2 separate regions of the Homo sapiens genome follow, and region 2 is linked to region 1. Evidence: read pairs that join two places in POLR2A ChIA-PET (ENCODE). Cell type or tissue: PC-9. All regions are shown on one strand. Each heading gives the region's core, and the rest is flanking DNA. Links, peaks and the distances in the headings are about the cores only.

Region 1 (5,389 bases), core at 180-5,179:
CATGCTGAACTGTGAGTCAATTAAACCTCTTTTCCTTTATAAATTACCTAGTCTCGGATATGTCTTTATTAGTAGCGTGAGAACGGACTAATACGGCAAGCTAGCACAAAAATCAATAGATAAAGAACAGAATGCTTGGTAAAAGGACTGGAAAAACTGGCCCACAACATGGAGAAAATTAAAACTAGAACCCTACCTTACACTATGTGAAAAGGTAGACTCCAGATCGATTAGAGACCTAGGTATGAATGGTAAAAATATAAAGTTAATGAAAATCAATGTAGCAAAATATGTTTGGGACCTCATAAACACAACTATGAGGTAAAATGGGATATATTATCTAAGGAAGGGAAGGTTTAGGTGGATCAGATGGCTGCTGCCATAATACAGTGTAAAGGACAAGGAATTCTAGGACTGTGAGTTGCGGTGGTTGCTTCTAGCAGAGATGGATACATAAAGAAAGATAATTTAGGCTTGAGTCTGAAATCCTCAGCTCAAAAATTTTAGACTGAATTCTCAATCTAAAAACCAGAAAAAGCCCCATGTTTTTGCTAACAACATATTTTCTCTCTTTCTAGTTATAATGCTGAAATAATTGAAAACCATGGTCATACTTAATCTTGCTGCTTGCCAAATTATATTAATACCCTGAGTTAAACTGACATCCTCATTAGGCCTCTTATGTCAAACTTAGAGTATTGACCAAGAAACAGTAGGACCTTGATTTGGAATGGGGAAGGGGATTTGGAGGACTCATAATATCCTAAACTAGGGAGAACAATAGTCCAGGTTTCAGAAGTGAAAGTCCTGTGTCCCAGGAAACCCCTCAGTCCCAGGAAAACTGGGATAGTTGACATGTTCTCCTTTGCTAATCAAAGCAGGATCTCTTCCCGTCTAAAGAAGTTGTTACTGCCTTGCTAGAAGATCCTGTAATGACCTCACCTGAGGTAATAATTACCTTGTAAAGAGAAACCAATTGTAAAGGGAGGCCTACGCTCCTCCTCCATTATTCACATTATTTCCGTACACCCCAAATCAGATTCCAGCATGAGAAGGGCTGTGGTGGCTAGTAATTTAAAAGGCAAATCCAGAAGGAGGAGACTTACGCCAAAAAAATTCTAGACTCTGCTCACATATATTGGCAAAAGCCCAGAGAAAAATGTGTGGGATTCTCAGAACGTTACACTCACAAGGAGAACTGTAATTTTGGATAAGGCAGAAATGATGATAGGGTACACTTGCCACAGATTCTGGATTCTGTGCGCTGCCTTGAGCAGCTGGGGGTGATTCTACTTGTTGGTTCAGTTAGTTGAGTGAAACATGAACTTAATAAGGGTCCACATTAAATGAAATTGAGAATGCAAACATTCCTTAAATAATATAAAGCCATTCAAATATTTACAAAGATAGGAATGTTGGAGTGGAATTGTTGTGTGCAATATGACTGTCCTAATCTATTGATCTCCTAAGTCTCCTTGGAGGACCTATCAGTGACCCTCCTTTCACTAAGGCCTTGAGAGAAATAACACTGGTGAGGGGAGTACCAACATCCATGAAAAGCATTTTAATGATACTTCTCTTTAAGCTAGGAAGGCTTGGGAAAATGTTATGGTTAAAAGGCTTTCCTGATTTCAATGGAGAAATCAGACTCTTGGGTTTGGTACAGGCTTAATAGCATTTAGTAGCAATTAACAACTGGAGACAAGGTGAAAACAGTGATTGTAATAGGAGGAGGTCCAGTGTAATCAAGAGTTCAGCCCACAGAAACCTTGGTTGTGGATAACACGGGGCCTCCTGGCCTGAAATGCTGTTCAAAAAATTAATGAGGCAGCATACATACTAACCAAGAAAAATTGATACCATTGTATAAAATTGATACAGCCATGCCAGTACATACCAGCTATATCCCAGCCTGGCCTAGGACCAAATACATTAGCAACAACATACGCCCCACTTGATATATATAACAATAGCAGAAAAGCCTGACTGGAGCCACCAAGATACAGTGTCACCAAATTGCCACAAACAGATATGAATGAAAGACCCCTAAAGATGCAGAACTCTGTAATTATATCATAAATGTTTCCAAAATCTTTTTTGAGGCTCCCATTTGCTAAGATAACAATGCACTGCAGAAAGGAAAAACTATTAGGCCTTTTGGAGGTCATCTGGGAACAGCTCTGAACAAATATAAATTTCTCGGGTCTCTGAAACCACTGTGGTCTATAGAACAAAGTATATGCTATAGGAATAAACCCATCCCCCACTTATTTTTCCAGTAAAGAGTTATAATTTATTTCTTCATCCTCTGTGGCAATATACCCACATTGGATCCCTGATCCATAAAAAGAGGGTTATTCTCTCAGGAAGTATGAAGAGATTTGCAGAGATGAGTCCCACCATCAAAAGCTTTGAAAGCAGCAGGAGTGTGATTCTTATCACATCTTGCTTTAGCATGATCTTTGGCATATGTAGGAGGAGACAGATGGGTCTCTAAGAATGACTTCACAGGCTGGGCTCAGTGGCTCACACCCGTAATCCCAGCACTTTGGGAGGCTGAGATGGGCAGATCACTTGAGGCCAGGATTCGAGACCAGCCTGGCCAACATGGCGAAAAACCATCTCTACTAAAAATACAAAAATTAGCCAGGCGTGGTGGCATACACCTGTAATCCCATCTACTTGGGAGGCTGAGGCATGAGAATCACTTGAATCCGGGAGGCAGAGTTTGCTTTGAGCTGAAATTGGGCCACTGCACTCCACCCTGAGTGACAGAGCGAGAGAGCAAGACTCCGTCTCAAAAAAATAGAATGGCTGCACATATTCCGAAACTTAAGCAGATGGTGATTCCAACTGCAGCTGCTGTCATATAAGTTCTTTTTTCTTGGAGCAAATCAGAAAGTAGCTGGCTACTGATTTGGTCAATGCTTTTTTGTTTTTCCTTTATTCCAGTAAGTAAAGACCACTTGAAGCATTTTCTTTATCTCAGTAAGCAGCAATGTAGATTGTCTTTTTCCAACATTACATTAACTTTCTATGTCAGAATATCAGTCTCGATATCAGACCTTTGATCAGCTTACCACTATACAGGGCAGCATGCTGTATGCCTCCAGGTGATATTCTGATTGGACTTGGAGAATGGAGTCATGTTTCCTGGATGCCTAGTAAGATGTGTCATCCCAGAGGGTGAACGATAAATCCCATGAAAGCACAGAGCCTGCAGCCAAGTTTTGTAGAAGTCCAGTGTCTGGTACATGCTGGGATTTCCCCTTCATTGTGAGGAACAAATTGTGTACTTTGTTCCTTCTATAACTAAGGAGAACTCCCAGGGTTTGGTGGGTGATATGGTTTGGCTGTGCCCCTATCCAGATCTCACCTTGAATAGTAATAATCCCCATGTGTCAAGGACAGGACCAGGTGGAGATAATTGAATCATGGGGGTGGTTTACCCCATACTTCTCGTGGTAGTGAATAAGTGTCACGAGATCTGGTGGCTTCATAAAGGGGAGTTCCCCTACACAAGATCTCTTGCCTGCCCCTATGTAACATATCCCTATGCTCTTCCTTCGTCTTCTGCTGTGATTGTGAGGCCTCCCTAGCCATGTGGAACTGTGAGTCCATTAAACCTCTTTCCTTTATAAACTACCCAGTCTCGGGTATGTCTTTATTAGCAGCATAAGAATGAGCTAATACAGTGGGCTTACTTAAATTCTGTGTACCCTGCTCAAATTCATTCGGGGGTTGACCCAAATGCATCTAGTTTTGACTGGGATCAGAAAGAGAGGTCTCTCTAGCTGGTCCAGGCTATGGTGAAATTAGTTCCACCATGTGGACCTTATGAGGGAAAGCCAATGGGCTCAGAGTTTCTGTGGCAAATCAGGATTATGTATAAAACCAGGAAGTGTGAGCAACACTGTGCCCTCTTCAGACAATAACTATTCTTTTGACTTACTACTGGGCTACTTGAGATAAAAGCAAGTGAAAAAAACCTGTTCAAAAGGGTTCCATGAAGGCTGCAGACAGACACCATCAGAACCTTCTCAGGTTCTGAGAGGGGATGGATGGCATGTAAGGAGTTATATGTGAACGCTCAAGTTCACAGGCAATGTATGTTTGATTTAATAAGGAATGTTTTAGAGGTCCCTGTGTTGTGGTCTGCCAACTCATCTGGCCTACTCAATTCACTATGCAGGTGTCCTCAGCTCTTAGCCTAACACATAATAGACCAGTAAGGAATGAAAAGCAAAGAACATACTTGACGATATGCTTCATTTACTTCAGCAAACTTTAAAAAGACACTGTAACTTTTATAAATGAGCACATTTTCCAAATAACCATTTAAGAATATAATAAACAGAATATCCAGATTCTTAAGTTACAAGCAATAGAGACTGATTCTGATTTCCGACAACAAAAGGGAAGATGCTGGGTCATTCAAAGGAAATGCCAAACAGCTGAGCATTCAGTAGGTCAGAAATGAGGGTGGCACTAGAGGTTTAAGCAGCAAGAGCTCACAGCCATCTCTCCAGGAGGCTGCCAGAGGACAACTTGATTCCTATCACTTTCTCTTCCCAAATCACACAGGGAAGGGGCAGTTTCCCAAAATAAGCTGTGTGTGTAGGGGGAGGGGGTTGGGGAATGACGGACTTTTATTATGTGCTCATATCAGGCTGTGCAAACAACCAGCAGACTCCTATACATACAAAGTTGAGTTTTGAATTATACATGTACTTTTTTTTTCTATAAAACCTACACGTCCCCATAATACTATCTGCATTAGTTTTCCTGATAGGAAAAAAAGTATTGCAGAATGCTCAAATTAGACTTATTTATAAAAAAGTAGGTTCTGAAAAATCTCAGAAATAGCTCCAGAAGCAGTAGAGTTCATAACCTAGAATTTATTGCCTTTTCTTTACACCCATCTTTCTGTAGCTACTTTTGCTCATGTAATCAGGAAAAACACCTCTATAAGGTAGGTTGATGGCACATATTGATTCATTTGGATGGAGTTACATCTGTTGAAGGCCTAAAACTTGTAAATGCGAATTATACTTATTGATAGCTTTGTGGAGACTGTGGGGGAAAAAGATTCCTATACTTTGTTGTTTTTAGTGCTGGCAAACATTAAGAAGTGATTCCTTGGCAATGTAAGTCCTATTTCTTCCCTTTGCATATAGGCAAAGTGTCAGGCTCCAGCCTGAGTTCCAGCACAACCAAGGCTAGGATGGAAACATGAATGGCAAGCTGGAGGACCTGGCGGGGCAGGCCTACAGCGAGCCATGGGTTGAAGATCTGAGTTGTGCCCTGAGAGGACACTCATTGTGACCTAAGAAGAAAGAGGCAGTACAAAGTGGACCCAGTTCTAACACCTCCTTGGGATAGGGCCTCC
Region 2 (5,389 bases), core at 152-5,151, 150 kb before region 1:
TATTGCTTCAGTTCTCAATGCATGGCCAGAAGATGTCATCAAGGTAAGTTATCATGTTTTTCCACTATAGCAAATTTTTTCTTTTTTCTGTCCCATAAAACAGTTTAAAATATACTGACAATTCTCATGATAATAGGTAGCATTCATTAGCTTTTCTAGTGAATATCACCTAATTTATATCCCTTTGATTTTTACATAGTGGGTTAATTTTATTCTGATGCCATTTAGATACTAAGTTTTCCTATTATTTCTATCTAATTTCTTAGTACCTCCATTCTAAGTAATGATAAATGTTGAATATGTGATAGCATCTGAATTTCTTTAAGCAAACCCTTAAATTCTATCTGTTGTGTTTAATTATCCACTAAGAGGAATCCAAGTAGGCAAGAAAAAAAGTCTGTTAATTCATTTCTTTTATCATTATGACTTTAAGTAGTTCATTTGACTTACCTCTGTAAGTGAGCTAATGAAAATAAAAGTAATAATAGTACTTGACATTTGGTAGCATTCTGAATGAGACTTTTTACATGGATTAACTCTTATAATAATAATAATTGATTGAGGAAAGAAAGGCACAGATGGGTTACAAAGTAGCTTAAGATAGTGGTGGGAACTGCATGCAGGCCCCAGAGCTGGCCTCTGAGTCCCTGTTCTTAGACACAGGGCTATGCCATCTTCCTTGTCTAAGGGAGGTGAGAAGTGTTTGTTCTCCCTTTGGTTCCCTCTTTCTTTTCTGTTGAATGCCTAGCAACTTTGTGGTATCTTTTAGTACCAGGATGGAATAAATCAATGCCTTTTGGTGGTACAAAGGCACTTCAGCTATAACTTCTGAATGTAAGTCCGTTAATGATCTTTTTAAAATTATTTTAATTTTTTTAGAGACAAAGTCCCACTATGTTGCTCAGTCTGGTCTTGAACTCCTGACCTCACGCAGTCCTCCTGCCTGAGCTTCCCAAAGTATTGAAACAATAGGTGTGAGCTACCATGCCTTGGTGATCTTTCCTATTTGAGACATTGTGGCTATAATTGATTAATTTGGTTCTCTAGGGCTCATGCCAGGAAAACTTGTAAATTAAAATGGTTTTTATTATTTCCAGTGTCCTCAATTTTTTTTTTTTTTTTTTTTTTTTTTTTTGCTTTCTCCACCTAAGTTGCTTCCTCAGCTTTTCTGCTATCAACAGGACCATGTTATCCACAGATTCTGGTCTTAGAAACTACCCTAAGAAACATCTTAATTGTATAAAGCATAAATGTCTGATCACCTAAGGATGTTTACTTTTAATCAGGAATCTAAAGAAAATTTAAGGAATCAACAAGTTGGCCAGAAGTGGTGGCTCAGGCCTGTGATCCCAACACTTTGGGAGGCCGAGGTGGGTGGGAGGATTGCTTGAGCTCAGGAGTTTGAGACCAGCCTGGGCAACATAGTGAGACTCCATTTCTAGAAAAAATTTTAAAATTAGCTGGAATGGTGGTGCATGCCTGTAGTCCCAGCTACTTGGCATGCACCCAGCTACTTGGGAGGCTGAGGTGGGAGGATCACTTGAGCTCAGGAGTTCAATTCTGCAATGTACTATGATCACACCACTACACTCTAGCCTGGGCAACAGAGTGAGACCCTGTCTCAGAAAAAAAACAAACAAACAAGAATTAACAAGTCAATAGAGGAAATAGTTCTGCAGTAGAGAGTTCTAGCCAATATCCCTGTAATCGTCCTAACAGCTAGGCAGTAAGCTATCACACCATGTTTCTTGTTCTTCCAACTAACTGATCTCTGCATCTTTAACTTTATTCATAAGCTACTTTTATCCTTTGGACTCTTAATATTGGGCCCTTACTGATGTTCTTATCCCTAACTATGCCCTCTTTTATTTAAAAATCTTAGCATAGTGCCTGGCACATAGTAGGTACTTAGTAAACGGCAGCTATTGATTGTAAAAGAATGCTGAAGATAGGTAAGTGTATCTTATATGGTCTGTACTATATACTTGAAAGTACCCATGAAATAAAGGCAATTATTAAGCAAAATATAATCAAAATGTGTGGTATTATAGGTGCCTTATTTATTCATTCTGAGGAGAATATTATTTAGAGAAGGCTGGAATAGTTAAGAAAACTTTTCTAGCAAAGTTGAAACTTAAATCCAACCTTTGATAGTTAGAAAGGGAAGAATATACTATTCTAAGAAGGGAACAGGTGAATGTAGATATCAAGTTCGGTAAGAGAATGGGGTGTTTTTAGATAATAAGGAAATTCACTTGCCTGACTAAAGCTGAGTGTTAATATTGGAATATAGTGGAATTAAGATTGTTTAAGGGGTAATCAAATTACTGTAAAAGGTTTTGAAATTCAGAAAGAGATTTAGATTTGAAAAAATAGAATGTCATATTTAACAAGGAAATTATATAAGTAATATTTGAAGAAGGTTCACTGGAAACAGATTTTAGAATAGTTTCAAGAAAGCAGGAAAAGATGCAAAGGTTCTGCATTTAGGTAGGCTACAAGAGGATGGGCCTTGGGAAATTAAATGAAGGGATGAAGACAGGACACATGGAGAGTATCTTTGTGTGTTCAGGAGAAATCTGCGTATTTCATACAGAAGTTTCTATTCAGGTAATGCCTAGATAATAATTTGTATAGTGGGGTGAAGATTTAATTTTTGAAAAACAGACATCACTGATAGAATTGTAGTTGTCTTACTGATATTAATCCTGCAGTTGTGACTTAATTATCGTACAGAAAACATCCAACTGCTTCATTTTTCTGAAGCAGGAGATAAAGTAGGTTAAAAAAAGCAAGAGAATATTAATTTAGTGATAAACTACATAAGTGACAAAACTTTTTTTCTTTGAGAGAATTCTTTTACTGTTAAAATCTACTCTTTTATATGGAAGTATTTATGAATTAATGCTATAAATGTACGTTTGTAATAAAGCATAAATATCAAATGTCTCAAAACATATTTTAAAAACTTCTCAAACTACTACATATCTAAATGTTCATGTATATGTATATTATTAAATAATATAAATAATAGCTTTGAGAGAAGAACTTAGGGAATAAAAGTTATGAAGAAATAAGAAAGAATGCACTGTTTTTTGTTTTTTGTTTTTTTTTTTTTTTTTGAGACAGAGTTTTGCTCTTGTTGCCCAGGCTGGAATGCAGTGGTGTGATCTCTGCTCACTGCAACCTCCGCCTCCTAGGTTCAAGCAATTCTTCTGCCTCAGCCTCCCGAGTAGCTGGGAGGCTACTCGCCACCACGCCCAGGTAATTTTTGTGTTTTTAGTAGAAACGGGGTTTTGCCATGTTGGTCAGGCTGGTCTTGAACTCCTGACCTCAGGTGATCCGCCCATCTCGGCCTCCCAAAGTGTGCTGGGATTATAAGCGTGAGCTACTGCAATTGGCCCACTTTTTTTTTTTTTTAATGTTCAAGACATATATTTAGTTTAACATAGATGAGCTATCAAAAATAAGTGAAAAGTTATGCCACTTGAAATCCCTTCAGAATTTTGAAACCAAATAACAACTCTCTGTGTTTAAGCACTTTTGATGAAATCTGGAAAGCATTTTATAAATTATTATTCAGGTCATAACTAAGCTAAGCTAAATGACTAAGCTAACTAAGCTAAATGACAATATTACTCTCCTTATAAAACATATCATTAAAAATATTTGTAAGTATAGGCAGGCCAACTGGACTTTACCTATGTAAAGATCACATTCATAAAAGTATATATTATCAACGATATGTAAAAATACCTCTATTTGTGGTAATGCAGTAAATAAAACTGTCTGTTAAATACACATTAGAAGTACCAGGACTTTGAAAATTTGGCCTTAATTTAATTTAAAAAACAAAGTTATAGTTATCTGCAGTATTTATCTTTTTTACCTTAAATCAGGGCTAAGTTAACCCAGTAGTATCGGATTGCTTCCTCCAAAAGAGCATCACATATTGATCCACTGCTATTTGACATGGAAAATCTTCCAAAGACAAATGTATTGAATGTGCAAAAATGATTTTCACCTACCTCCCAAATGTATTTGCTTTTAAGACAATTTTTCAAGAGCTGAATAATATAGGTGAACAGGAAATTAAATAAAATATCTTAGAAGTATATTTTAAAATATATTCTGCAATGTGGTATGGTGAAAAGAGCACTGTACTAGGAATTAACATATGTGGGTTTCTGGTTCTTTGATATTAACCAAGTAAATCACTTTAGGCAAATTATTTCAGTTCTCTGATTTTTCAGTTAACTAATTTATAAAATAAGAGGAATAGATGGAATATACTTTAGATTTCTCTTTACATCTAAAATGCTATAACTTTATAATTAGCTCCAGTGAAATAATAGTAATAATAGCTATAAATTTTTAAGAATTTGTAATGTACCAGGTACTGTGGTAAGTTCTTTATATATCATGATTTCATTTTATGTAATCATAGTTTTATTCAATTTACTAATATTTATTGATTGTTTACTGTGTGCCAAATGCTATACTAGGTGCTGATGTACAGTGGTAAGCAAAAAGACCTGGTTCCCAATTTTATACAGCTACTCTGAAAAGTACCTTTATTACTCCCAATTTACCAATAAGAAACAGAAGCTTAAATTCACCCAAGGCCAAATAACTGACATATTCCCACGTTTCTCTGAATATGATGAGTGTAGCAGTTTGTAGACTATCTAATAAATTGTGTTTCATAAGATTGGTTTTGTTTAAATTCATATAACTGACATGAATCACAAAGATGTTCAATAATGATATCAAATTACATAGAATTAAAATCTCCACATGATTAAAGTATATGCTTCATAAATATTCAAGTTAATTAGAAATAAACTAAACAGGCTGGGCACGGTGGTGGCTCATGCCTGTAATCCCAGCACTTTGGAAGGCTGAGACGGGTGGATCACGAGGTCAGGAGTTTGATACCAGCCTGGCTAACATGGTGAAACCCTGTCTCTACTAAAAATACAAAAATTAGCCGGGCGTGGTGGCGGGCGCCTGTAATCCCAGCTACTTGGGAGGCTGAGACAGGAGAATTGCCTGAACCCGGTAGGCAGAGGTTGCAGTGAGCTGAGATTGTGCCACTGCACTCCAGCCTGGGTGACAGAGCAAGACTCCGTCTCGGAAAAAAGGGAAAAAAAAGAAAGATAAAAGAAGGAAGGAAGGAAGGAAGGAGAAAGACAAAATTCATTAAGTCTAGTGGAAAATTTTCAGGTAAGAAGTAGCAGACTGTACTGGACATGTTTCAAAGATATCAAGTGATTATAGGAGTTAAGGAGAATGGGTCAGATTGTTGTAAAAATAGGAGGATAGGGCCAGGATGCATAAACTGAAGATCAGAGCATTTAGGGCAGAGATATAACCTCCTCAATCTCTT

Evidence for each region. ChIA-PET counts read pairs that join two places held together with the same protein. Peaks named below come from ENCODE experiments on the same cell type or tissue, not always from the same donor. Only the 100,000 strongest peaks of a DNase experiment are listed, where the experiment ranks them.
Region 2: POLR2A ChIA-PET joins it to region 1 with 15 read pairs; 2 of 35 experiments call an interaction of 5 or more read pairs at or near these places.

Annotation. Positions count from the first base shown.
Region 1 is chr6:83,197,799-83,203,187 of GRCh38, reverse strand. It overlaps RWDD2A (RWD domain containing 2A), which reads right to left. Exons shown (of 3, transcript NM_033411.5): 3 at 4,253-5,389. Among named protein-coding and RNA genes, the nearest start is that of RWDD2A, 7.1 kb to the right of the region's middle. In PC-9, for the core only: no CTCF peak of the experiment used is centred there; a DNase peak (open chromatin) is centred at 3,147.
Region 2 is chr6:83,346,718-83,352,106 of GRCh38, reverse strand. It overlaps ME1 (malic enzyme 1), which reads left to right. Exons shown (of 14, transcript NM_002395.6): 4 at 1-43. Among named protein-coding and RNA genes, the nearest start is that of ME1, 82 kb to the left of the region's middle. In PC-9, for the core only: no CTCF peak of the experiment used is centred there; no DNase peak of the experiment used is centred there.